Regions from separate parts of the Homo sapiens genome. Here regions 1, 2, 3, 4 and 5 are each linked to region 6. A link is a contact called in ENCODE Hi-C or POLR2A ChIA-PET data. All regions are on one chromosome and are shown on one strand. The core of a region is the stretch at or near the end of the contact, and the rest is flanking DNA. Distances in the headings are between cores, read along the strand shown.

Region 1 (4,626 bases), core at 1,472-3,971, 310 kb before region 6:
GGCCATCAGTAGGAAAAATTAATAGAAAAGATTCCAGTTGGATACAAAGCCAGAGGCAGCTGGGAACCAACAACTGAGCCCACATTTCCCCTACAGTGTCCTCAGCTCAAGGCATGTGAGCTGGGCTTGCCTGAGAGCTGAGGGTGGAGAGGAGCCTCCTATCATGAGAGAGCGTGTGAGAGTGTGTGCCTGTGCGCCCATGTGTGTGCACACGTGTGCCTGTGTGCCCATGTATTCATGTATGTGTGAGTGTGTGCTCCATGTGCACGTGTGTTTGTGGGGCTACATGCCCATGTATGCATCTGTGTGTATGCACGCATGTGTCCACATCTGTGTTGCCCATTACATGCCCACGTGCATGTCTGTGTGCACCCTGTGTGTATGTGCAATGAATGTGCACCTGTGGCAATGCACACCCATGGGAGGGGCAGGGGAGCTGTGGGAGCGTGGGGGACATTTTTGCAAACTCGGTGTTGTGGGCAGGCAGGTAGGAGTGGGTCTGGACATGGCTGTGGGAACAGGAGTCATGTGTTTGTGGTGGAAGGAGGATTTCTGCCCGGGTGTTTGTGAATGAGGACTGGACGACTGAGGTGGGGCAGCTGTGCTTCTGGCTGAGGCCCCGCCGTCTCATCCTTCCTGGGGTCACCTCCCAGGGCAGCCACCTTTGCCAGAAGTGCCCAGGTTTGATGCTCCAGCCTGGGCTGGCATGGCCAGCAGAAAGCACAATGTCTTGGAGGCCCAGCAGAAGGAAGACATCAGTCTCTGAACATTGAAAAGGGGCAGGTGAAAGTGTAGGGCGGGAGGAATAAGTCCCTTCGATTCCTCCAACGGTGGCTGGCAAAACAGACCCCATCTCCCTGGAAGGCTGTGCCCTAGGATGGGAGGGTTGCAAAATGGAGGCAGCTCTGTCTCTGTTCTAGTAGTGGAGACCTGGATGACACCACTCCCCAGATGTCCAAGGACTGGGGGGCCTCTGGGGGCGGCATTTGAATTAGGCCATAAACGATTAGGAGAATGTCAGAGGAAGGAAGTGGTAGGGGAAAGGGGGCATTCCAGGCGGCAGAAACAACTCGAGCAAAGGCACAGAGGCGGGAAAATGCAGGGTGTGCTCGCGAGAGCCAGAGGTCCTCTGCAAGCTGCCTCCCGCATGTTCATGGAAGAAAGCTGAGGCCCAGAGAGAGGAAGTGTTTCTAAGACCTAGCAGTAGAAATGAGGTCCTCTTACTCCAGGTCAGTGATTTTTGTCACCCTAAAAAGCTTGCAGGAGGGAACACCGGGGAATCGGCTGTTGGTTTGGTTTCCTTTGCTTTCTTATCCCCATCTAGGGCTGAATCAGGGATCCCTGTTCTTTGCCTTCCTCTGCCAGCAGCTAGCTGTGTGATTCTGAATAAGTCACTTCCCCTCTTTGGGCCCCTCATCTCCAATACAAAGGAGGTATAAGGCCCGGCCTCACCTGGGAATCCCAATTCGGACTCCATAGCAAGCTAAAATGTGGCTTAGTTATTCTCCTATCCTCAGCACCTAGCAGAATCTACAGCACAACACAGGTGCTCAAATAACTGTTTTTGAATGAAGAAAGGAAGGAAAGAATGAAAAGCATCATGACTCTTCCTTAGCACTCTACTTTGACAGCCTCAGCCTCTCCCCTCCCCAGGCAGGACAAAGGATACAGGAGTTCCAAACCTTGAAGAGGAAGGCAAGAAAAACAAATAATCTAACTACACAGGGGCCCTAAACTCTGCCTCTGGGTAGATGCCCCTGAGAGAACCTTTCCTTGCAGCCTTGGCCTTGCTGAAACTGTGCAGTGGGGAGGGCCTGGAGGAGGGGCAGGGACCTCTAGCAGAACAGGAGGCAGCTGGGCCTGAGCCACAGCTGGCCCTCCCCTTGCCCCCTCCCAACTCACAGCCTCTCTGCTCCAAGAAGTGTCCCAAGCCCTCTGGTCCCAACCCTGAGGGGTTGGGCTGGGTCTGAAACCTCCTGTTTCCCAGCCAATGATACCTTCATTTTTTCCAGTTCCAGTAACCCCTTTTTTGAGGCCTCCCTTTCATGTTAAGAACTTTATTGCTCATTTCCCTCTTCTATGACAGCAGCTGTATTTCTTTTAACTTTGTAAAACACACACATGATCTATGGTGATAGAAATCAGAATCAGTTGCCTCTGCGGTAGAGACTGACTGGAAGGGGGCACGAAGGAATTTGGAGGTGGTGAAAATGTCTGAAATCTTGATCTAGGTGATGGTTACATGGGCAGATATATTTGTCAAAATTCATCAGGCTGTACACTTAAGATCTGTGCATTTTACTGGATGTGGAATGTATGTACATTATACCTCATAAAGTACTGCTAGCATCTAAAAGATACACATACAGAAAAATACACGGAACGGACATGCTCAGTTTAATGAATTATTTAGCCAGCGCCTGTGAAACACCACCCACAATGCCTGGTGCCCCTGTGTAGTCCACAGAGCCTGGCTATAACCAAGCAGTTTCCCAGGGACACCAACACCCACAGACAGGGCACCTCGACTCCAGACACCATGTGCCTCTTGCTTCCCGGATTCATGGAAACACAGAGACCAGGGATGGGGCAGAGCCCACAGGCTTTGGAACCTAGAATTTCCCATCAGTTCAACCCCAAGCTTGACTGCAACTCCCATTCTAGTGAATTGAAGGAACAGAAAACACACCATTTCCCCTTTCTGGGAGGGGGGTTTCCGTACCCGGCCTCCTCCAGTGAGTCTTGGCTGAGGGGTGGGGGTTGTCCCTAGTTAAAGTCAAGGAGAACTGTGCCTTCCCTGCATCCCTGCTAAAAATAACCCCAGGCAGTGTTGCTGCCACTGAGCAGCAGGAAGGACAGAGTCATGTTTTGCTTTAAAACTAGAAGCAGCTCGGCAGTTGGGGGCTAGGGCGGGGTGGGAGAGCAGGCTAGGGATCTGAGAACCCTGGCTGTGCTCCGTGCACCCCCACCCCCAGCTGCAGCTGGTCTTCCGGGGGTGCCTGAGAGGGGTGTGTGTATGTTAGTGCGTGCACGCGCATGTGTGGTGACAGGGCCTCCCAGCAGCAGAGCAGGGAGCCAGGGAAGCCTGGGAATGGGTGGGGAGGGGTCTCTGTCCTGATAACTGGAGCATGCAGCTGGAGGGCCAGGCGTCACGTACTCCATGGGGTCCCTACCTCCTCTGAGAAGCGTTCTGTCCCTGCAGCCCACACCAGGCTCCCTGGGGGTCGGAGAGTCTAGCCTTCTGCAGCGTGGCTGCCTGCCCCTCGGGGGCTCCTTGCACACACAGGGCTGGGGATTGTCGCTTCGTAGTCCCTGTCTCTGTCTGGCTTCCGCTCTGCCCAAAGAGAATGTGAGGTCCTCAAGGGTGGGCGCAGTCCGGCAGCGAGGAATTTCCCTGGAAACAGGAAGTACAAGATGTGTCAATGCAGGATCCTAGCAGAGGAGTGACAGGCTGAGTAAAGGGAAGGGAAGAGGCCCTCCTGGCTGCTCACTCTTGCTCTCTCCTCCCACTACTCCCCTGCCTGTCTCATGCATCAGAGGCCTCACATTGTTGGTCTCTCTTTCTCTGTGCATGTCTTGGGTCCCCAGCTCCTTGGAGCCACGATCATCCTGCAGTTGGCCTCCATTTTCCAAGGTAACAATAAAGAAGAATCACCATTAATTTCACAGGTACCCCATTCCGGGCACTGTGCTGACCCTGATGTGGATGATCTCATTTAATCCTCCCAGCAAGCCTGTGATATTGGAATGATTACAATTACTCCTTATTTACAAATTAGGAAACTGAGGCTTAAAGTGGTAAAGTGCTAGTCTAGGATCCCACTGGTAGTACATGAAAAAGGCAAGGCTTGAAGTCATGATATGGAACACAGAGCATGTCCAAGATGACTGTCCAGAAGACAATAAGAATTTTAGGGCCGGGCACGGTGGCTCACACCTGTAATCCCAGCATTTTGGGAGGCTGAGGCGGGTGGATCACCTGAGGTCAGGAGTTTGAGACCACGCTGGCCAACATGGTGAAACCCCGTCTCTACTAAAAATACAAAAATTAGCCAGGCATGGTGGCAGGCGCCTGTAATCTCAGCTACTTGGGAGGCCGAGGCAGGAAAATTGCTTGAACTCGAGAGGTGGAGGTTGCAGTGAGCTGGGATCATGCCACTGCACTCACAGCCACAGAGCGAGACTCTGTCTCCAAAAAAAAAAAGAATTTTAGAAATTTGACCATTCTAGATAATTTAGGACACATGGTTGCTGAACTTGATTTTTTTATTTAAAAAACACACATATACACACACCCCAAAATAGTGGCTTTTTTTTTTAGATGGAGTTTCCCTCTTATTGCCCAGGCTGGAGTGCAATGGCATGCTTTCGGCTCACCACAACCTCCGCCTCCCGGGTTCAAATGATTCTCCTGCCTCAGCCTCCCGAGCAGCTGGGACCACAGCCATGCGCTACCACGCCCGGCTAATTTGTATTTTTAGTAGAGACGGGATTTCTCCATGTTGGTCAGGCTGGTCTTGAACTCCTGACCTCAGGTGATCTGCCCGCCTCGGCCTCCCAAAGTGCTGGGATTACAGGCATGAGCCACCATGCCCAGCCGACAATAGTGGCTTTACAGCCAAAATG
Region 2 (4,648 bases), core at 1,203-3,702, 430 kb before region 6:
ATAAAAAAGAAAGAAAATCCTTTATTCCTACTTCTGTAACATAATAGCCTATATTCAAATCTAGAGATTTCCTAAAATGCTTCTTTTCTAACACTGGCTGATCTACTTTACTTTAGATCAACAACTTGTAGAGAGACTAAAAATCACTCGTTCTGTTATACTCATTCCATGCCCAATAAAACAACTATTACCTTCCAAATAAAAATTCAAATCTAACTTATTCTACTTTTGAACTACATGATCTCAATGAAGCTCTAAAATTCTATGATTCTATGACCTGGTAATATCACTCTCAATATCAATATAGTCCAGAAACCAGCTTCAAATCTAATTCCTGCAGTTAATAATTTAATTGAATTACCCCTAGCCCAGGCCTGAGAAATGAGAAAAACTGAAGAATGAACAGAAATGGTGTAGACACTAGGGGCCGAAATGTCCCCTGGACATTTATGCTCTAAAGCGTTCTACCCTTTTCTTCTCTTTTTTCGATTTGCTAAATCTTCTCTGTATTGTTCCAATTTTAGTATATGTGCTGCCGAAGTGAGTACTCACTACTCTTTTTTAACTCACCAGTATTAATACCATCTTGATGTGTTCCCCTTGCAGACACAGAATGGGGTCTAAGAAACTTGGGCCAAACTAGAAAGGGCCTAACTCTTGAGTCAGCTCCTCCAAACAAGGGCTAGAGTTGGAGTGGCTTGGTAGAGCTCGCATATGGCATTTTAGTTTATGTCCCACACTCATAAATGCTGATAATTCCTTCTGTTAGACTTACTTTTAGAATGCTCTAGATAAAATTAACTTGTAGCAAATTGAAAGTTCATTCTGAATTGGAAAACATTTAAAAAATAAATTCAAATTTAAACTTTTTCAAATACAGTCACGCTTCACTTAAGGATGGGGATACATTCTGAGAGATGTGTCATCAGGTATTCTCATCACTGTGGGAACATCTTAGAATGTTCTTACACAAATCTAGATGGAACAGCCTACTATAACCTCGGCTAAGTGGTATAGCATATTGCTCCTAGGCTATAAATCTGTATAGCATGTTATTGTACTGAATATTGTAGGCAACTGTAACACAATGGTAAGTACTTGTGTATCTAAACATTGAGAAGGTAAAGATATGGAATTATAATCTCACGGGACCACTGTCCTATGTGCAATCTGCTGTTAAACAAAATGTTATGCAGCATATGACTGTACATGCATACTAGAGAGGTTCTACAGGGAGTCTGAGGCTTAAGATATTTTTACTGAATTCGCTGAGGGTGGTGACGCACACCTATAAGTCCCAGCTACTCGAGAGGCTGAGGTGGGAGGATTGCTTGAACCTAGGAGTTCCAGGCTGCAGTGAGTTGTTATTGCGGCACTGTAATCTAGCCTGGGTGACAGAGTGAGACCGTCTCAAAAAAAAAAAGATATTTTTACTGGAGTAAAAATTGATATTTCTAAGGAGGTTAAGAGTTCTAAAAAGTTTGCATTTCTAAATATTTAAAACTCTGCCCAAGAAATTTAGACTAATAACACTTTTCATAAAAAAAAAAAAGATTTGCTGAGCAAAGTAAATTTCTCATGTATTGTGGAATGTCTCAAGTATAGAGATTTATTGTCCTAGTAGCTCACAACTTAGTTAACAGATTTTTTTTGTCTGAAGTTTATTGTTGGAAGTATCATCTTCCTCCCTTAAGGAGAGTACATTTAGTGGGGGAGGAAATTATCAGTACATTTGTTGTGGCTTTTGGTTGATCAAGTTTGAATGTTTTCAAAACAGGAAATCCAGAGACTCTGCAAGGATTCCTGCCTGTGCGTTAGTTTCCTAGGCTGTTTTTCAGCTTGATGTATGTACTTGATATTAAAATTAAATGAGTAATTTCAGAAGTTCTCTTTAGATGTGATAACCCATCATTAGTGAGGGAAAAAGATTGGCTACTAATAAACATGTTGGGAAAGATAAATGAAGTAACCATGCCAAAAAAAAGTCAAACTGTAACAAAGGCATAATTAAGAAAGCAAAACATTCATTGTAGCTAGTCTTCTCAGAGAGACAATAAATGACAGAACTAGTGTCTGATGCTGTAATAGGACAGTAAACATTTGTGATAGCTCTTATAAATATTTTCTACTTTACATGTGGACTAATCTTTTTTTTCCTGGTAAATCTAACCCTTCACAATTGGACCCTGCAGTACTATAAAATCTTAAACGGATATACATCCAGACATATACACCCCAGTTTATATAAAAAACCAAAACCATCGCCTTGTAATACTGACAACATTCGGAATGTCAGAGTAAAAGGAGGTATCACAGCCTCATGGTGAATACAGCCCATTGATTCTCTACATCTACAAGTAGCAAAGGGCATTGCTGGGTTAACTGGTTTCTAAACTTGGAACACTGATGTGAAAAGTTCTACGAGACTGCTGACAAGAACTCACACACCACTTGGAGCCACGGAAAGACTGCTGATTGCCACAGTAGGGGCCCTGATTGCAGTAACAGATGCAGATGAGCCTAGCTCCTATAGCTCCACTTATTCTTTTTAATGTTATCTTAAAAATTCCTACCAAAACAAAACAGAACAAAAACCATGGCAGCTCTGGCTGTGGAAGCCCTGTGGTTGCTTTTTGACCTGGCATCTTTTAGTGCAAATACTAACTTAATAAATATTTAATAATAACCATCGTGACTCACTGGGAGTGCAGCCTGTAGGGCTCAGGAGGTCTGTTGCTAATCCCAACCAGCATGATTTACGGGAAGTAAATCATCTATGACATGCCCAAAGAGAATAAAAGTACATACAGGATGCTTCTACTTAGGGCTTTTTTGGTAGAGAAAGAAATAAACAAGTTAAAAAGAGACAACATTTTTTTCTTGACTTAAAGACTATGTAACTTAAAGGGGGAGGGAGGTCCTCCAAATCCCCACAAAGTCAAACCAAACCAAATTACCCAAGCTTAGCTGCGCAATCGGAGTGTAACCACATCAAGCGAGCTGCAAAACATCACTTAAACTGGAGCTCTGACTTATTGTTCTCTTACTGCCCTAGAGCAATTTTGTTTTGAAGAGCACAGAACACCCTGTTCTGAATGTGGCTGGCACATGAACTCGATGTGCTGACAGCAATTTGTACTCCGATTAAAATAGGGGGGAAAAAAGGAAAGAGAGTGCACAGCAGTAACAAAAATGAAATGCAAGAACCCCTAAACCATGCAATTTGTATTTTAGGAAGCAAAACTGAGAAAGAGGCTCCATAACTTAAAAAACAAAAAACAAAAAGCTGTAAATGCTCCAGCCTAAAGACATTAGCTCTGGTAAGTGTCTATTTTTCCCTTTTCTAATTATAGTAGTTGGTGTCTGATAGCTTTGCACTCATTCTCAAAACAATTACTGGGTCATGAGGATCTGAATGGGAATGTTGTAATGGCATTACTACTCGACAAGACTGGTTATCTGGCCAGAGAAAACCAGGTTGTGACAGGTTACTCCCACTGAGCAAGAGTTTTCTCTGTTGCCTAATTCATGCCAAGTGAGCTTCTTTCTGCCTGTGTCTCCTGCCTAATAGAGCACAGTATCCAAGAGAGTAGGATCTTAATAACCCCCTGAAAAAGCAAGCAGAGATGGCTTTCTAAAAGCAGGAGAACAAGAGAAATACTTCCAACACGCATGGTGGTCAGATTTCCCCTAAGCTGTCCGCCTTCCTCCTCTGCACTGTTTTGTACTACTTAGGATGAACACACACCACTGTAAGATTGCTTACAGAACTGACGGACAGATGCTAACAGGCGTGGAACCTGGCTCCTGGAACTGAATAACATTTATGCAAATGATTTCTTTTGGTTGATCAAGTTTGAATGTTTTCAAAACAGGAAATCTAAACAAGAAGTATACACCCAGCAACAAATTCTCCATGAACACCAACCCTTACCAGTCTTCCCTTCACACCACTATAGCACTTGAGTTAGACCTGGATTCCAGTCCCATTCTGCCACTTCAATTATGACTTTGGGCAAGGTAATTAAAGTGATCTGAAGCTCAGTTTCTTCACTGATAGAATGTGGATAATACACTAGCTAAATGATAATTGTTGAGAGGATTAAATTAGATACTGAATTAGAGCTTTTAATCTAGCACCTGATATTCATTCATTCATTCATTCATATGTCAGGGTGTCTATCATGTGAAAATGCTGTTGTTAAGTGTGGATATACAGAGACAAACTAAAGGAATGTTAGCTATAATTATTTTCCTGTGCCTAGTGGTAAATTATACCAGATTAAACATGTTTTAGAGCTCTGTGTAAGAAAACATTTACTGGTTCAACACAGAAAGCTGTCAAAGTATGAATAAAATTCTTAGTAGGCAAAGGCAGTATCTTGTACTTCTTTTGTGCCTCACAGTACCCAGCACAGAGTTCAGGGCCAGCAAGTAAATATTTATTTAATGACTAATCTTAAAATAGGGCATTAAGGACAGGGTGGTAATTTTCACTAATTTATACAAATTTTCCTTTTTGAATCTATTAGTATTCCTATTTTAATAAATTCTAGGAAGCTATACAAATTTTATATTGATATGGAAACTTTGTTTTTTAATACTATTCTAAAATAAATGGCCAATTGGCTGGAATTTTTTTTTTTTT
Region 3 (4,298 bases), core at 1,121-3,620, 400 kb after region 6:
CGGAGGTTGCAGCGAGCCAAGATTGTGCCACTGCACTCCAGCTTGGGCGACAGATAGAGACTCCGTCTCAAAAAAAAAAAAAAAAGTATCTCGGAAGTGTCATAATTGTATTGTGGTTATGCAGAAAAATATCCTTGTTCTTAGGATAAAGCAAATGGGGCAAAATTAAAAAACAACAACAACAACGACAAAAAAAAACCAAGGCCAGGTGTGGCTGACGCCTGTAACCCCAACACTTTGGAAGGACAAGGCAGGATCATTGAGCCCAGGAGTTAAGATGAGCCTGGGTAACAAAGTGAGATGCTGTCTCTACAAAAAACAAAAAATTAGCTGGGCCTGATGATGCATACCTATGGTCCCAGCTACTTGGGAGGCTGAGGCAGGAAGACCACTTGAGCCCAGGAGTTCGAGGCTGCCATGAGCTATGATCGCGCCACTGCACTTCAGCCTGAGCAACTGAGTAAGACCCTGTCTCAAAAAAAGCAAAGCAAAACAAAACTGATTAATCTGTGGGAAGGGTTTACGAATAACCACAGAGTTAATTTTGCCACTTTTCTGTAGATTTAAAATTTTCCAAGACAAATATTAGGGGAGAAAAAGTATCTCAGGAAAGTTTTTAAAACTTAAATAGAACTTTTTAATTTCTACAAACTTTTAAAAATATTTTAGAGAGTGTGTTTTGCTACATTGCCCAGGCTGATCTCAAACTCCTGGGCTCAAGCAATCCTCCCATCTCAGCCTCTGGAATAGCTGGGATTACAGAGGCAAGCCGCTGCACTAGCTTAGTTTCTACAAACTTTTTAGACTGGTTTTCAAAGCCCTTGGAATGTATTTCAACTGATTGGTCCAACCTCCTTACTCTTCTTTTAGAACCCTATGCTCTAACTAAATTGTATCTTTATCTGACCAAATCTTACCTCAATGATTTTTGAAAATTACTTTCTCTAAGATGCCTTTTTTGAGTCTTCCAAAATCATGTGATCTCTCACTACTTTGTCTACAGCACTTTTAGTTCTATTGAGATATATCATATCCTACGATTTGTTACAGTCATTGTATATTTTTCTTATACAAAACAACAGAGATAATGCATATTAGACTGTATATTAATATGTATTGTATATTAAATGTATATTGATATGTATATTAGATATGTATACTTACCTATTGAATAACACTGTCTTTAACAATCATTGTAGGTTACAACCAGGCACTCCCTAAGAACTTGGAATTAAGAGAACAAATGTCTCCTGAGAACTAAGGGGCAAGATTAATGTATGTATAGTGGAAATGGGTGAGATGGGCAGTAATTGGAAGGGGAGAGGCTCCCAGTTCTCCCTTGCACAAGCTGCTCCCTCTGTCTGCAACCTCCATCCCCCTTAACCCCTTCAGGTCTCATGTCAGGGGTTGCATCTTGAGGGAAGCCTTCTCTGATCTCCCTGCTAGGTCAAATCCCCCATTATGACATCTAGACCTCTCCTTAGCACTTATCACATTATATTTAACATTGATATGTGCAATTAACTACTGTCTGCTTCCTTTACCAGACCATACGCTCCATGACTGAAGGAACTGGTACTGTTTTTATTTATCACTGTCATCTCAGTACCTAGCACAGTGCCTGGAATATAGTAGGTTCTAGAATTTCTGGAATGAATGAACGAATTAAAAAAGAAAATGTATATCTAGAGGAGGAAGGGTTGGTGAGCCATCGAGGCAAAAAATTAAAAAAAGCAAAAGCAAAGCTTCCAAGCACTCTTAAAGAGAAAAATAAGCTAAACTGTACTCTCTATTGAATTCTACAATTATATTTCCCATTTATACTACTTACACACACATGCACACGCATTTATTTATTTAGCCCTTTCCCATCAGTAATTATTACACTTCTGCCCCTTGTCAAATCACTCCATTCCCGCACAGCAATGGTGGGCAGGGCCTCCTTTTGCTTTTACTCATCTTTGTTTCCCCAGGAGTTTCTAATTTCCCTTAAATGATGTGTATCAGGATGGTTGCTCTGGACTTCCCACGACCCTCAACTCTTCTAAGAAAATGTGGCTTTGAATTCCCCATACAAAAATTATGTATTTTCCCCCGAAGAGTTATGTTTGTATGTGTAGAGCGCCCCCAAAGAGATAAATCTTGGCTTCAGCGAGTCACATTCCTGCCTTGTGGTTTCCATTTTCAGTCTGTCTGTGTCACAGCCCCGGACAGAAGCCACTGAGGGGAGAGGTGGACCTCCTCAATCTCCTGCTTCCTCAGTAAGAGTTTTCCTCTGGACAGTACTTAGGCATTTTCTCAGGCTCCCCGCCAGAGAGCGCCGCCAGGTCCTCGGAACCACCTCGCGCACTTTAGCTGGGCGCGCGACCCGCGCAACCAGTGAGAACCCCGCTCCCGCCCTAGGCTTTCTGTGGTGGAAAAAGCGCGCGCGCGGACGAGCAGGTTAGGCGATAGAGGTCACGTGGGCCAGCTGTGGCCAATGGGGAGCGCACATGGCGACGCGGCCGGCGGCGGCGCGCGCGTAGCTCGCCTCGGGCTCCTGGCGGGAGCGGGAGTTAGGGAGGCCGGGTTCCCGAATTACACACACCAGCGTTATTTATTCTATCAGTCTTTGGTTACTCTATCTGGCGTTCTCGACGCCGTAATAACAAGTTCGTGCCCCCTCACACCGCCCCCTCATTCCGCACATCCCTCATTTCTTCAGTGGTATCATAAAGATGAAGGGGAGAAACGCGCTGCTGCCTGAACAGAAAGGCAACCCAGGTGTCCTGGGCCAGAAGTGGGAGGACATGGGAGACAGCACTTTATTGGAAGATCCCTGGTTTCTAATTGTTTGGCAGGCGTTGAAAGCACATTGGTGGCCCACCAGACTACCAGTCACTAATGAGATTTGACATATAACTCGCGTATGGTAAAACGGGAGTTCTAGGCATGAAAACAAGCATGTACGTTAGCTAGTGGGTTGTTAACTCTAAATCAAGGGCAGCAGCGTTAGTAACTTCACCTGCCTCTTCTTTTGAAGTGAAACTGTAATTAGGAAAGCATTTGAGGCAAAAGTAGCAACGCCCACAGAACGCCTCGGAAGACAGCGATCAGCTTCACAAGGAATCTGAGGATCAGGAGGTAGAGTGTGAAAACATACTGGAAAGAGTTTACAATAAAACATAAAATCTTAGAATAGTGGCGACGATTGCACAACGTTGTGAGTATACTAAAACCCTCTGTCCGTACACTTTAAAAGGGTGAACTTTATGTTAAGTGAATTACGTCTCTTAAAAAAAATTACAAGTTCCTAGAAGGTGTTCATAGGTGACACAATCTCAGACTTTGGGGAATAATTGTTGTTGACAACGGAATTAACAAATGAAGATTCAGGCGGAGCGCGGTGGCTCACGCCTGTAATCCCAGCACTTTGGGAGACCGAGGCGGGCAGATCACGAGGTCAGGAGATCAAGACCATCCTGGCTAACACGGTGAAACCCCGTCTCTACTAAAAATACAAAAATGAGCCGGGCGTGGTGGCGGGCGCCTGTAGTCCCAGCTACTCGGGAGGCTGAGGCAGGAGAATGGCGTGAACCTGGGAGGCGGAGCTACAGTGAGCCGAGATCGCGCCACTGCACTCCAGCCTGGGTGACAGTGCGAGACTCCGTCTCAAAAAAACAAAAACAAATACAAAAACAGATGAAGATTCAAAATTTCAGTCAATTCAGTGCTTTCTAAAAAATGGATACCAGGCCGGTCGCGGTGGCTCACACCTGTAATCCCAGTACTTTGGGAGGCCGAGGCGGGCGGATGACTTGAGGTCAGGAGTCCAGCCTGGCCAACACGGTGAAACCCCCGGCTCTACTAAAAATACAAAAATTAGCCGGGCATGCAGTGAACCGAGACTGTACCACTGCACTCCAACCTGGGCGACAAAGTGAGACTCTATCTCAAAAAAAAAATCTGGTGTGGTGGCAAGCAACTATCAGGATGCTTGAAATTTCCCTTTCTCAAGTGGCATGTAATTCTTTTAAAATTAGATATTAGGTTGAAGTTAATGTTCATAATCCCTCTCAGGTATCTAGCATATTTTTTATCTAAAAGCCTAAAACCTCATAAATTTACCTAACACTGTCCTTTAATGCTCTTCAAAACATAAAACTTTAATTTTCCAGCATTCTGGGGCATTTAGGAATCACACATTTTTGCAAAGCAAAATTCCAAATGTATCTTTCCTTCATGTTCTCTCCTCTAGTGGCAAAATCGAGAAGAAATCTAATCTGAATGTTCCCTACCTTAACAATACTGACACTGTC
Region 4 (4,296 bases), core at 496-2,995, 290 kb before region 6:
GCATGGCAGTGGGGAGGCTTCCATGGGCTTCTACTCACCCCTCACCACAGGGAGTTCATGTAGTCACCCACCTTGGGGCTAAATAGAGTGCCAGGAATGATGACCCTTGAGGAGGGCTGAGGACAGGAATAGAATGGCCACCCAGGAGTGTTGCTTGTTCCCTGCCTGCTGCCTAGGGTGTACTGGGCCAAGGCTCTGAGTGGGCAGGCCTGGCTGGCCGCAGCATCATTGGAGATGCTGTTTCCCTACCTCCTTCCATCCTGGGTGCAGCCCAGGACCCAGAGCCTTCTGTCCCAGTTCTCCCAAAAAGGGATCAGGGCCAGGTAGGTGAACACCTGTTCTGGTGCAGCATGCTCAGCACTGGCTGTGGGCGTGGCCCTAGTTTGGAGCTGGCCACTTGCCTGTTCTGCAACAGAGAGTGGGGACAGAAGTTGCGGGGAGACCCTGGTGGGGAAGAGGGAAGGGTCTGGTCTCACCTGCCCCATCCTAGTGGTGGGGATCAAGACCTCCACAGGTGGGCTCACATCCTCTGGGGTGGTGGCATCTTCTGACTCCAGAGGACCTCACAAGCCGCCTCATATCCCTGGGGAGGCTGAGAGGTGATACTTCCAAATTTAGCTGAAAGGCACAGACTTACCCACATTTTAATCCTGGAGTTTTAGAATGGTAAATCCGAATCCCTTTAGGTTACAAATGCAGAAACAGACTAAGGCAAAGGCGATCCCTTTCTCCTCCAAGGTCACTCTGGTTAGAAGGGTCTGGAGCCCCAGTTACTAGATGCTGTCATTGTTCTGCCGCCAAGTCCTTAAAGAATGGCAGAACATGACTTAAACCACCTGCTAAGTACAAGATTCTATGCTGGAGATGCAAAGGTAGCTGTCCTCAAGAGCACTTTGTCAAACAGGTAAACTTCAGGGCAACATGCAGATGCTGGAAAAGGGTGGATTTGCCTCAAGAGTCTGTGCATGCTTTCTAAGATACTCCCCTCCTTTTCATCCTCTGATGCGGGGAGGGAACCCTACCTGAAGAAACACCCCAAGGCCCAGGGGTAGATCTAGGGTGGAGAGATCACATATGGGAGGGCCCGGAAAGAAAAGGAACAGGGTTGTCAATGGGCATACCCCAAACACCTCACCCAGAAATGCCCTAAGGCCCCAGCCCGGAAATGGACCTCTGCTGCCCTCTAATGGTGGAAAGGCAGCCTCTGGAGCTACCTGCTGGGGTCCCCCCTTAAAGAAGAGGAGATGTGAAGGACACTTCTGCCCTCTCCCCTTTTATTCCCCTTCTGTCTTATGCTTCATCTCCTGTGGTCTCTAAAGCAGAACCTTCTCTTTTTTTTTTTGAAATGGAGTCTTGCTCTGTCGCTTAGGTTGGAGTACAGTGGCGTGTCAGCTCACTGCAACCTCAACCTCCCAGGCTTAAGCGATTCTCCTGCCTCAGTCCCCTGAGTAGCTGGGATTACATGTGTGCGCCACAATGCCTGGCTAATTTTTTTGTATTTTTAATAGAGACAAGGTTTCACCATATTGGCCAGGCTGGTCTCGAACTGCTGACCTCAAGTGATCTGCCTGCCTTGGCCTCCCAAAGTGCTGGGATTACAAGTGTGGGCCATGGTGCCTGGCCCCATCTGTTCTCGAGCACTCCTGGCTGCCCCATTTCCTGACCACTGCCCTCCATCCCATTATCTCCCCAGTTTCCTTTGTTGCCTAGGTTCCAATTCTGGTACCCTGGTTCCTGACCCTGCCAGAGTTCTGGTTCCGGAAGGCCCCCCACAGGTGCCTTGGGCCTAGCTCTCACCTGGGCCCAGGGCAACACTGAAGACATGGGCAAGAGCATCCCCCAATACCTGGGGCAACTGGACATCCGCAAAAGCGTAGTCAGCCTGGCCACAGGCGCCGGGGCGATCTACCTGCTCTACAAGGCCATCAAGGCTGGCATAAAATGCAAACCACCCCTCTGTAGCAACTCACCCATCTGCATCGCCCGTGAGTGTCCGGGCCCTGGGGAGAGGGCTCTGCCCCAGGAGGCACCTGCTCCCGAGGCCTCTGCTGTGGGAGGGCCCAAAGGTGATGCCTCCAAGTTCCTCTTTCCTTTGTCTTTCTCTTGTCCATCTTCCTCAAGCCCACCCTGCAGCGTCCTAGGCAAGGCCCTGCCAGAGATGCTAGCTCAGGGTCCCTGGATCTCACTCAAGTGGATCCTCAGACTCATCTGGCAGGTCTCCAAATACTACATTTCCTCTGGCTCCCAGGATTCCACTTCTTGGAAACTTGGTGTCGGCAGCTCCCCCCATCCCTTTTCTGCCCTAGGAACGTGAGGCTTTAAGGAAAGGGAAGATTGGAGGACTTACTATATGCCCAGAGCTTCCACTAGTCCACATGTTCTTTTGTGCAGAGTAGGAAAATGAGCCCCTTCTGCAAGACTCTTTATTGCCATCTGCTGGAATATCATTGCCACATACTGGTTATGATGAAATACTACTTGTTACCGCCATATGCCAGACAGTTGTTAGAGTAAATGGACAAATCTATGATGGTACGTTATGGACAATACAACATTAGATAGGGTGCCCTTGTGCAGTAAACATTCGTTCAACTGTACATGGTGGTCCTGCATATGGCGAGAAGGCTTCTCCGAAAAGGCAAGGCAGCCTTGTCCCCAAGTCCCTGTCCCCTACTTCCCAACCCCATTCTTTCATCACTTCTGAGTCCACAGCCTGAACTGGGCTGGGGTGGCTGTCTAGGCCTGGCAGTCGAGCGAGAGCGGCACGGGCGGGACTCAGGTGAGCTCCGGAGGCTCCTCAACTCTTTGGAGTGCAAACAGGATGAGTATGCCAAGAGCATGATCCTGCACAGTATCACTCGCTGTGTGTACTTGCTGGAGGCTGAGGTAAGGGAAGCAGGAGGTCCCCCCTAGCCGGCCTGGCCCCTGGGGGTTACGGCCGATCCCTGCCCCTGGAATGGCCAGACTATATCCTGGGACCTCTCTCTGGCTGATAGCGGTGGGGGGGGGGTGTGCGGAGGGATCTTGGTGACATGGGGGGCAGTGGGCCCAGAACACCCGCTTCTCCTGCCTCTTCCATCTCTCCCCAATACTCCAGGCCTCTGCTTGTACTACGGATGACATCGTGTTGCTGGGCTACATGCTGGATGACAAGGACAACAGTGTCAAAACCCAAGCTCTGAATACACTTAAAGCTTTCTCTGGCATCAGAAAATTCAGGCTCAAAATCCAGGTGAGCCCAGGGATGCGTGGTGGGGCATGCAGGATGTCTATAGTCCTTAAGTCCTTTAATTGCCATAGGATAAATGGTCATGTTCCAGAAGTTTGTTTGGGTGTGAATTTGTAACCCAGAAATAAGTGGGAAAACGGTGGTCAGATTCCCAGCAGGGTCATGAAGGCCTTTGAATTTCAGGATGAAACTGAATTGAGGCACTAGTGGTATCTCTCAACCCCAAAGAGAAGGACCCCCACTACCCCACAAGCTCCCTACCACTGCCACGTTTTTTCTGACACCAATTCCCAACACTGGCTGGGTGTTCAACAATTCAATTCAGTTCAGACACTATCCATAGTTAGGGCAGACTTCACAGGTTAAGGGCTGAGTCCCCCAAGACTTCCCCCCGACTTCAGGTACCAATCATAGGTCTGACTTCTGACTGGCCCGCTATGAATTCGGGGGTTCCCACAACTCCCTTTTTAGATCTACTAATTTGCTAGAATGGCTCCCAGAACTCAGGAAAGGACTTTACTTACTATTACTGGTTTTTTATATAAAGGACACAACTCAGGAACAGCTAAACGGAGGAGACACATAGGGCAGGGTGTCAGGGCGCGGAGCTTCCAGGCCTGTTCCTGGACCAAACTGAGGGCTGGGCTGCTATTGCTCCTGGCCCAATAACGAGATGCAGATGAACTGGGGAGGAAGAGAGTTTTTATTTCTGTAACCGGTTACAGGGAGAAGGCCAGGAAATTATCGCTGGACCAACTCAAAATTACAAAGTTTTTCAGAACTTATATACCTTCTAAGCTATATGTCTATGTGTAAATGTGCATTCATCTAAAGACGTGATTAACTTCTTTTAATTTATAACTAAGGTCTGAGTCCTGAAGACCTTCCACTGGAGCCTCAGTAAATTTACTTAATCTAAATGGGTCCAGGTGCTGGGGTGATTACCCTTATTTTGTCTCTTGCTAAATCAAGGAGTTTTGAGGAATTCCTTCAGATCCCAATAAACTTGTTTGTGGAGACCTGTGGCGTTTCTTCAGATCCACAGTAAAACTTGTTTAATCCTAAAT
Region 5 (4,913 bases), core at 448-2,947, 420 kb after region 6:
GAATCTTTCCAGAAAGGAAGAATTTGTTTCAAGAACTGTTTTGCAGGAATATCAGAAGGTTTTTTATTTTTCTTTGACTCAAAGGCTGTAACACTGTACTTTATAAAAATGGAAATAAAGGCATTAGTTTGAACAATCCTCTATGCTGCTACTGTTGTAAAGTTTGGAGCCTATAACTCACTCAAATTGGTTTATAGCCATGTGTTTACTAAATCTTTTTTCATATTCCTTTTCTCCAGGCATACAGGAATTTATATCTCACAGCCTTCTTAGAGTCAGTCAGGTTGAGCCTGGTGACTAGTTCAGGACAGTGAAACGTCAGCAGAAGTGAAAAGGCCACTCACTTCTGGCAGAGGCAAAGGAGAGCCCTTACAGGATTCTCCAATCTAGCTCTTCTGCCAGCCCGGAAGTGCTGGGAGGGCAGAGCCACTGACGCAAGCAGCAGGGAAGCTGAGTCACCATGGGGACGTGAGACTGACTTACAGATGACGAGTGCAGCCTCACAGCCTAGTCCATGTTGAGATAAACACAATACAGTCCTGCATACTTTATAGTCATAAACGAGGGAGAATAGAAATGGAAAATGACCCTCTAGGCCTCTAAGACCAAATTATAATGAAAAAATTTATGTCTTCAGTTTTGAAAATTAAATTTTTTGACCCTGATAAAACAAATTTGCTATACAAGTATCCGTTAACCGTGTGAAACCTACTGAGTCAAACTATTTTCTTACATTCCTTCCACTTCAACACCAATTCTAATCCAATTCCAAATTAGTTTTCAGAGAGTCTCTTGTAAGGAAAAGGAGAATCGACTTCGAATTTTAAAATTTGTGCTATTATTAGTTTATAGAGCTTTCAACAATTTACAAATAGTTTGCATAATCAGTATATTTAATTAGTATATATAGACATATATATATATATTTGAGAGGGAACTTCACTGCAACCTCCCAGTTGCCTCCTGGGTTCAAGTGATTCTCCTGCCTCAGCCTCCCAAACAGCTAGGGTTATAGGCGCCCACCACCACGCCCGGCTAATTTTTGTATTTTTAGCAGAGACAGGGTTTCATCATGTTGGCCAGGCTGGTCTGGAATGCCCAACCTCAGGTGATCTGCCCGCCTCGGCCTCCCAAAGTGCAAGGATTACAGGCGTGAGCCACCAAGCCCGGCCTAGTGTAATTTTTAAAAGTACAAAAGCCACTAGAAACCGTGACAATAAGAACTTCCTTTTGGGTTTTCCAGCATTTGGTTCATAGGACATGGACCATATATAGATGTTTTTTGAATGCTGAAATCTTTTACTCATAACACAGTTTTCCCAGTAACTTGCTTCCGGTTGATTTAAAATTTGTAATACACCTTTGTAATAGCAGGTACCTTCATGAAACTCAGTATTTGAGAAAAATGTGGAGTTTTTCCCCCTTTCTTTTGGCCAGAATGTATATCCAGGGTAGTGACTTTCGAGCAAATGCGTTTAAGCAACTCCAGTATTCTTACTACGCTACCTCCAACCTCGCTCCACGCATGGGGAGATCAGGGTTCCACATTTTCGGGTAAGCATTAGCCGTCCTGGCGCTGCACGAGCGTATTCTACAATTCCGAAAACTACTAACTTTTCCGTCTGCAACCTTTAATAATTGAGAGGGTATGCGCAACTCAGAAAAGTGCGCCCGCTGAGGTTGGGTGCAGAGTGGACTGGAGGAAAGGCGACACCCATTTACGGTGCGGCCCCGGACGGGGTCCCCAGACACGGCCTTCCCGGCGTGCCACGCGCGGAGGGGACTCTTAACGTGAAGCGCTGGGTGACTCAGCCGCGTGGCCGCGCGGTCCGGGGCGGGGGGCGCGCGCCGCTGCGGCACAGCCGGTCCCGGCTGCGGCTTCTGGCTGCGCGGCCTGCGCGCGCCTCCCGGGCGGATTCCAGCCCCGAGCGGGACAGCGCGGCGGGGAGCGACGAGTAAGTGGCGGCGCGGTACGGTTTCGGGCGCGAAGACCGGGCAGGGAGAGTGTGGCGGCGGGCGTGGCCCGAGTCTTCCCTTTGTGGCCGAGGGGGCGTCTCCTCCGGACGCGGCGGCGGTTCGGACCCCCGAGTCGAAAGGCCGCGGGGCTGAGCTGGGCGCGAGGAACCTGTGGGCAGCGGCTTGATGGGCTCCTGTTTCCGCGCGGAGGGCAGAGTCTGGTGATCCTGGGGAGGGAGGCGACGCTGCGCCCAGGTGGTGGGCACAGCTGAAGTGTAACTTGACTGCTTGACTGCTTTTTGCAGGCCTCGGGTGGTTCATCCCGCCGGAGAGGAATGGCGAGAACCTGGAGTGTTGACTGGCAAAACATTTGCAGACGCGGTTTTTCTGGCAATTAATTGGCTCCATTAAAAATTAGGTAGTTGGTGGGGACTTCCTCCTGAACTCTGGAGCCGAGCGCATTTTGCTCGGTCTTTTCAGCCCTGTTTCCGCGTCTTCCTTCCCTGCCACCCGCAAATTGCCAGCTTTCATCCGTGGCTCTGAGTGCAAAAGAGCTGGGGAAAGCCTTAACCAGCAATTTTCTTTTAAATAAAACTTTGCTTTTTATAGCAGTGTCTTCAGGTTTAGAAGCCCAGTTCTGCACTATGAGAAAACTCTTCTATTTTGGAGTTTGTGATTCTTTCTGAAAATTCCTCAGTTGAAGAGATTTATTTTTAAATAAGAATCTAGTGAACAAACTAACATGATAAACAAGGCTGTGAAGGAACTGTTTAACCAGCTTATGAAAATATGTCCCAGAGTCCTTAGTTTTGTTCCTGTTCGCTGTGCGAGAAGTTGAGGTAGTTTTTTAATGGTCTTCAAAACAAAGTGTTGTAGTAGTGTCTGTCGGATGTGATGAATCCAGAGTCAGAGGACTTCCGCTCAAGGCCCCCACCTGAAACCCCAATTCCTAGGCCATAGTTCTGAAACAGAAGATTGTTCCTTAGTAATAAGGTTGCAGTACCCTAGCACCTCTTCCATAAATTTGATTCTAGAGATTTGTGATGGGTCCCTGAGTCTGGGATTTAAGCAAGCACCTGCACTCTTGGTCTGTTACTGATGATCCAGGGACCGACCACACGTTGACAGACACCACCTTTAGGCTGGGCTGGGAATTTTAAAAACTGCCCAACAGCCTTAACCCTTTGTCGATGTTTTCCTCCCCTGCCCTAAACCAGTCGTAGGACAAGAAGCCCTGACTCTCCAGAAGCCAATATGAGAAAAGATAGTGCTTTTTTTGACCCTGACACGGGGTAGGAAATGATTTTCATGCATATTCCGATATTGCTCTGATGGTTTAGAGATAGCCCATTAATCTTTTCCTTCTGAGGGCTGCTTCTAGTATCATCAGAGCTTAATGCCATTAGGCCAAATCTCCTCCGCCCAGCTCACTCAAGTCTCCCCATGGAACCAGGGCAGCCAATGCCATATAATTCCCATGGCCTTGACTGTCATATTATCTGGTATGTAGCAGTACTAGTAGCATTATGAGGGCTTTCAGTTCAGCTGGACGTTAATTTAGTCATCAAATACCTGCGTAATGCCTATTTTCCTCAAAGCACTGTAGTAGGCTGTTTTATCAACAGCATTGCAATATAGACACATATTTCTGGCACAGAGTTGCATTCCTCCTTTGAGGCAGAAATGAGGGCTGGATAAACTCCACTGCTGCCAAAAGGTTCTCTTTATTCATCCACAATTTGTTCCTTCCTGTTATGCCAGAAATACACGTACTATTCCAATAATCTCGTTTTCCTTAAGAAGTTAAGAAATACATTGTATTAGGCCTAACTGTAGTAGTTAGGTCAGTCTTAAATTCTGTAACAGAAGCCGGGCGTGGTGGCTCATGCCTGTAATCCCAGCAATTTGGGAAGCCGAGGCAGATGGATCACCTGAGGTCAGGAGTTTCAGACCAGCCTGGCCAACCTGGTGAAACCCTGTCTCTACTAAAAATACAAAAATAAGCCAGGCATGGTGGTGGGCACCTGTAATCCCAGCTACACGGGAGGCTGAGGCCGGAGAATCACTTGAATCCGGGAGGCAGAGGTTGCAGTGAGCCGAGATCGCGCCATTGTACTCCAGCCTGGGCAACAGAGTGAGACTCCGTCTCAAAAAAAAAAAAAAAAAAAAATCTGTAACAGAGACATCTAGTAACTTTGGTAAGGACAATAATACACGCATTTTTATATTTATTATTCCCCCTTCAAATAGATGTGTAGAGATGAGGTTAGAATTAGGCCATGTGTTTCTGTGACTTTTTTCCTCTCTTTGGTGTCTGATTTATCTTATTGAATCTTTTTCTGTTGATTCATAAAATGTCATGTCTTTCCTTCTGTAGCCCTGAGCTTCCTGATTGTTGTGTCTTCCTCTGGCCTTCAATCTGATCTTCCTGCCCCTCTTTGGCTAAGTGGAGTGAAATATTGAGGGGAATTGTTAGAATACCACATGATTTTTAGTTGGAAGATCCAGAGTCTTAGATATATGAGGCTTAGAGATATAAAGGAGCTTATTACAAATTTATCAAATGCAATCCTCTCAGATAAAGAATCTGAGAGATGAGATTGCAGAGTGAGGACTTCTGGCTCCTAGCCCAGTGTTCTTCCCACCAAATTAAATGCTTCAAAAGTAGAAAAGGTCCAGAGAAATTATAAGTAGATGGAGAAAAATGGAGAGACTTTCATATGACTACAAAAGCAATATTATCTTATCTGGAAAAATGGAGATTGAAGGAGGATATGATGTAACCATATAAATCATAAAAAGTGGGAGTACTAATAATAAGGAACTCTTTGAAGCTTGAAATAAGTAGTGAAAGGACAAATAAGAGCAAGAGATAGCTATCTTGTAAAGCCCCAGAAATGTTATGAACTCAGTTTTTTTTTTTTTTCTTTTGAGACAGAGTTTCGCTCTTGTTGCCC
Region 6 (4,196 bases), core at 947-3,446:
CCTTGATCCCCCCAACCCCATCCCTCATGTCTTCACAATCATGTTTTTGCTCTTACTTCCCCTTCACCCTCCATTACTTCTTAGAAAGCTTCCTATCCTCCCTAGTTTGGAACATTCTCAAGCAACATGTTTTTGTAGATAAGAGAATTCCAGCCTAAGCTACATTGGATCCAAAACAGCTTTCCATGAATCACCCATGACTATCTGTTTTTTGGTTTTATATTGCTTTCCTTGAAGAGGACTGAGGATACTGTACCACTTGAAATCATGGTCACTGTTCATAATTTTTTCAACAAATATTTATGACACATGTTTTATGTTCTAGACATTGTGCTAGATGTTGGGACAAGATATGCAAAGTCTGAGCCCTCCAAGGTGTGTATGACACAAAATAGAATAATCACGGGAAATGTTGAGAAATGTCCTGGCTTGGATCTAGTTATTTCTAATACAAGAAACTAAGAGAATGAGACAGGATCTGATTCTTCTGCTCATTGTAACAAGCTTTAGCATAGGCATAGGTTGATAATGGATGTAGGCATGGGGTTAGAATGCCTTGCCCATTCACATTTATCTTGTTTGGTTTTTACAAATGACTCTGTTAGTCGGGAATGCAGGGCAGGAATTCTCTCGTAGAAGCTGGAACTGAGGTTCAGGAAAGGTCAGTTGACTTGCCTAAATTCGATGAGACTCCTGCCCTATTCTCCTTACTCGAAGAGGCCTGAGTTAAATGCTTAAAATCCTCTTCACTGATGGCTCTTCAGGATAGGAGTCAGTTTCAAATCTTCAGTGTAACGGTTTTTTAAATGCTTCTCAAAGGGAGATATCAGAGACTTTCCTGAATCAGAATCACCTAAGATGTATTATAAAAATGCATGCTCTTGATCAAGACCTCCTCTGACCTACCCAATTAGACTCCCTGTGAGTTCTGGGAACTTGCATCTTAAACTCCCAGGGTGATTTTTCTGCATGTAAGTTTAACTGGGAGAGTTTTAATGTAAAGCTTCGGTTTGTTTTTGTTTTTGTTTTTGTTTTTGAGACGGAGTCTCCCTCTGACGCCAGGCTGGAGTGCAGTGGCGCGATTTTAGCTCACTGCAACCTCCGCCTCCTGGATTCATGCAATTCTCCTGCCTCAGCCTCCCGAGAAGCTGGGACTACAGGGTCGTGCCACCACGCCCAGCTAATTTTTGTATTTTTTTTAGTAGAGACGAGGTTTCACCATGTTGGCCAGGATGGTCTCTATCGCTTGACCTCGTGATCCACCCGCCTCGGCCTCCCAAAGTGCTGGGATAACAGGTGTGAGCCACTGAGCCCAGCCCCTGGAAAGCCTCAGCTTTGATGCAGGGTTAACATTTGCCTTTGGGACATATTTCGTCAGCATCTCAAAGAGTAACCCATATGTCCTTGAGCAGATGGGAATGCAACAGCCTTCTGGCCGGAACCTGTCTCTTTCTTTCTTTCTTTCTTTTGAGACGGAGTTTCGCTCTTGTTGCCCAGGCTGGAGTGTAATGGCACGATCTCGGCTCACCGCAACTCCGCCTCCCGGGTTCAAGCGATTCTCCTGCCTCAGCCTCCCGAATAGCTAAGACTCCAGGTGCGCGCCACTACGCCCGGTTAATTTTGCATTTTTAGTAGAGACGGGGTTTCTCCATGTTGGTCAGGCTGGTCTCGAACTCCCGACCTCAGGTGATCCGCCCGCCTCGGCCTCCCAAAGTGCTGGGATTACAGGCGTGAGCCACCACGCCCGGCCACTTGTCTCTTTTTTATGCAAGTGTTTTTTGGAATTTGGGGGTTCAGGTGAGCAGGTGCTCTGCTGCTGGTAACTACTCGCAGTTAAAGATCTTTTGACTCTTTCCCCGACACGCTATTTGTCAGTGTCGTTTTCCACCACAGAGCCAGGTATTTGCCCCGCCGGCCACGGTGAGGCGCGCGAGGCGTGTGCTGCCAGCTTCTCTCTTCCTTCCCCGGTCCGCCTTCGCGCCCTTAAGGAGACAGTCCCTGGGAGTTTCTGCCTTTGGTCTCCAGTTATTGTTCTCTTCTCGCGAGAACTGCTCCTCCCATCCTCTTCTCTCACGAAGCCCCGCCCGCGGAGAGGTTCCATATTGGGTAAAATCTCGGCTCTCGGAGAGTCCCGGGAGCTGTTCTCGCGAGAGTACTGCGGGAGGCTCCCGTTTGCTGGCTCTTGGAACCGCGACCACTGGAGCCTTAGCGGGCGCAGCAGCTGGAACGGGAGTACTGCGACGCAGCCCGGAGTCGGCCTTGTAGGGGCGAAGGTGCAGGGAGATCGCGGCGGGCGCAGTCTTGAGCGCCGGAGCGCGTCCCTGCCCTTAGCGGGGCTTGCCCCAGTCGCAGGGGCACATCCAGCCGCTGCGGCTGACAGCAGCCGCGCGCGCGGGAGTCTGCGGGGTCGCGGCAGCCGCACCTGCGCGGGCGACCAGCGCAAGGTCCCCGCCCGGCTGGGCGGGCAGCAAGGGCCGGGGAGAGGGTGCGGGTGCAGGCGGGGGCCCCACAGGGCCACCTTCTTGCCCGGCGGCTGCCGCTGGAAAATGTCTCAGGAGAGGCCCACGTTCTACCGGCAGGAGCTGAACAAGACAATCTGGGAGGTGCCCGAGCGTTACCAGAACCTGTCTCCAGTGGGCTCTGGCGCCTATGGCTCTGTGTGGTGAGTGTCGCTGGGCCTGGGGCCGCTGTGGGCAGGGTGGCCCCTCGCGCCCGAGGGCCAGGCCTGCTCCACTGCTCAGCGTTGCGTCAAGTGGCAGGAATTTTCCTCGGGGGAGGGCATTGCTGCCCCTTCGAGCTCTGCCCGTTCTGCACCTCCAGCACCCCTCGCCCTGCACTCACGCAGGTATGCGGTCCACCGTGTGCAGCACTCAGGTCCGCTGCGAGAGGTAGGTGGTGGTGCTGGAGCTCGGTTCTGGCTAGCACCCTGCGCCTTCCCCTCTCGGAGGGTTGCTGCTCGGCAACAGGCACCGGGGGAAGGGCCGCTTCCTTGGGGGTCTCCCTGCCTACCTGGAGCAGAAGGACCCTCTCCCGTGATGCGCCCACGCTGGGGCTCCGGACCCTGGGTCCTCTGAGCAGACAAGCTCGGGGAACTGCCGGGAGAAGCAGAAGGGCACAGCCCAACCCGAAGACTGCGGTCATCTGAACAAAACTGACCAGGAAGGGAGCTCTCTCCGGGCCTTTTTTTTTTTTTTTTTTTTTCAAAACTCTGTCGAAATCCCATCTTGAAAAGCGTTCTTTTTGAATTCGCACTTGAATTAACAGCGATCCATAGAGCTTAAAATACCGACTTTATCTCGGTGAGCACTGTGCCAGCTTGAGTGGTGTGTTTCCGATTCGGTTGAAAGCGTATTTCCTTTCCGTGGAGGGGCGGCGGTGGTAGTGCCTGCAAGAACACTGCAGCTTGAGAAACTGGCAGGCTCACTGATTAGTCACATACCACTGCTCATTTAAGTATTGTTCGACAAAACAATTTTCTCATTTGGAGCAAGAAAGATTCAGATCTGTAAGGCGCCCTCAAGATCAAAAAGTTATTAACAGTGCTGGGAGGTATTGTAAATATTTTTTGAGATAATTCCTGCGAATACTGTGTTTTAAAAGTCCCTTAGAGAGCTTGCAGGGAGTTATCTAGTTATCTGCATTTATGGCCTGAGGTACACGATGGTTTTCGTAAGGATATGGAACCACATAGAAAAGGAAGGGAAGAGATACTTTTTAGCTTTAATTTACACCGTGAGTGTGTTTTAAATTAAGTCGATAGCATATAATTTCCAGACCTGAAATATTTCACTAACTGCTCTCTTAACTTCCAAGGTTTTATACCCTGTATTTTAGATTTTCTATAATTTGAAAGCTACGGATCTTAAACTAAGTATCAGATTTAACTGTTAGCTTTTTCTGTGTTTTAGTAATTCGTATTGTATGCGTCATTTGAAAACGGGCCTGTAAAATCGTTTTTTTGTTTTGGAACAAATTCCAGGCTTTTGGATGTGTTAATCTTTAAATATGATTTCTGTGTTTCCCAAAGTCACATCATGAATTTCCTGTTTGGTAGAATCTTCTGGGTAATTGAGATTGTGCAATTGTGTCCAGCAACAGATCATATTGCATTTTCTAGTTCAAGTTGCTTAAGTTATGTTGCAGATAGCACCGTGCTTGACATCTTTCTCCCATTTTTACAGCATGGCAGTTTACAT

Evidence for each region. Hi-C counts contacts between places; a loop is a spot of excess contacts on that map. ChIA-PET counts read pairs that join two places held with the same protein, here RNA polymerase II (POLR2A). Pooled maps may share reads with other maps.
Region 1: a loop to region 6 is called in a pooled map, with 5 times the contacts of the local background. The contact joins the enhancer-like site here to the promoter of MAPK14 in region 6. A Hi-C loop is called at or near these places in 5 of 50 pooled maps. POLR2A ChIA-PET finds 5 or more read pairs at or near these places in 4 of 52 experiments (CD8-positive, alpha-beta memory T cell, HEK293, MCF 10A and 1 more).
Region 2: POLR2A ChIA-PET joins it to region 6 with 13 read pairs in GM12878. The contact joins the enhancer-like site here to the promoter of MAPK14 in region 6. POLR2A ChIA-PET finds 5 or more read pairs at or near these places in 4 of 52 experiments (GM12878, HEK293, MCF 10A and 1 more).
Region 3: a pooled map shows a loop between it and region 6 (12-fold over the local background). The contact joins the enhancer-like site here to the promoter of MAPK14 in region 6. A Hi-C loop is called at or near these places in 1 of 37 single-sample maps with no recorded cell type and 15 of 50 pooled maps. POLR2A ChIA-PET finds 5 or more read pairs at or near these places in 3 of 52 experiments (MCF 10A, activated CD4-positive, alpha-beta memory T cell and activated naive CD4-positive, alpha-beta T cell).
Region 4: a loop to region 6 is called in a pooled map, with 3 times the contacts of the local background. The contact joins the promoter of ARMC12 here to the promoter of MAPK14 in region 6. A Hi-C loop is called at or near these places in 10 of 50 pooled maps. POLR2A ChIA-PET finds 5 or more read pairs at or near these places in 6 of 52 experiments (CD8-positive, alpha-beta memory T cell, HEK293, MCF 10A and 3 more).
Region 5: a map of CD8-positive, alpha-beta T cell shows a loop between it and region 6 (21-fold over the local background). The contact joins the promoter of PXT1 here to the promoter of MAPK14 in region 6. A Hi-C loop is called at or near these places in 2 of 168 maps with a recorded cell type or tissue (CD4-positive, alpha-beta T cell and CD8-positive, alpha-beta T cell), 10 of 37 single-sample maps with no recorded cell type and 13 of 50 pooled maps. POLR2A ChIA-PET finds 5 or more read pairs at or near these places in 1 of 52 experiments (activated naive CD8-positive, alpha-beta T cell).

The regions. Positions count from the first base shown.
Region 1 is chr6:35,717,155-35,721,780 of GRCh38, forward strand. It overlaps a transcript of FKBP5 not described here. Among named protein-coding and RNA genes, the nearest start is that of ARMC12, 18 kb to the right of the region's middle. RefSeq lists enhancers at 345-910, 3,349-3,588 and a silencer at 1,298-1,592. Within about 2 kb of position 2,722, at least 28 of the 41 ENCODE cell types and tissues checked have a DNase peak (open chromatin) inside an H3K27ac peak, as active enhancers do.
Region 2 is chr6:35,599,004-35,603,651 of GRCh38, forward strand. The region is part of intron 5 of FKBP5 (FKBP prolyl isomerase 5); the gene reads right to left. Among named protein-coding and RNA genes, the nearest start is that of LINC03135, 58 kb to the left of the region's middle. RefSeq lists an enhancer at 2,189-2,694 and a silencer at 3,369-3,663. Within about 2 kb of position 2,453, at least 31 of the 41 ENCODE cell types and tissues checked have a DNase peak (open chromatin) inside an H3K27ac peak, as active enhancers do.
Region 3 is chr6:36,420,986-36,425,283 of GRCh38, forward strand. All of the region lies in intron 3 of PXT1 (peroxisomal testis enriched protein 1), which reads right to left. Among named protein-coding and RNA genes, the nearest start is that of PXT1, 20 kb to the right of the region's middle. Within about 2 kb of position 2,371, at least 30 of the 41 ENCODE cell types and tissues checked have a DNase peak (open chromatin) inside an H3K27ac peak, as active enhancers do.
Region 4 is chr6:35,735,287-35,739,582 of GRCh38, forward strand. It overlaps ARMC12 (armadillo repeat containing 12), which reads left to right and starts at 1,746. Exons shown (of 6, transcript NM_001286574.2): 1 at 1,746-1,985; 2 at 2,741-2,886; 3 at 3,098-3,232. The coding sequence starts at 1,823. It overlaps LOC285847 (a long non-coding RNA gene), which reads right to left and starts at 1,661. Exons shown (of 10, transcript NR_027117.2): 1 at 1,555-1,661; 2 at 477-592; 3 at 1-78. RefSeq lists enhancers at 2,026-2,634, 2,635-3,243, 3,852-4,296.
Region 5 is chr6:36,441,157-36,446,069 of GRCh38, forward strand. PXT1 (peroxisomal testis enriched protein 1) reads right to left here and starts at 1,698. Exons shown (of 5, transcript NM_152990.4): 1 at 1,379-1,698. KCTD20 (potassium channel tetramerization domain containing 20) reads left to right here and starts at 1,844. Exons shown (of 8, transcript NM_173562.5): 1 at 1,844-1,955. RefSeq lists enhancers at 165-712, 2,197-2,296, 2,902-2,961 and silencers at 519-588, 1,747-2,036.
Region 6 is chr6:36,025,612-36,029,807 of GRCh38, forward strand. It overlaps MAPK14 (mitogen-activated protein kinase 14), which reads left to right and starts at 2,197. Exons shown (of 12, transcript NM_139012.3): 1 at 2,197-2,662. The coding sequence starts at 2,547. RefSeq lists an enhancer at 1,808-2,247 and silencers at 2,438-2,537, 3,901-4,195.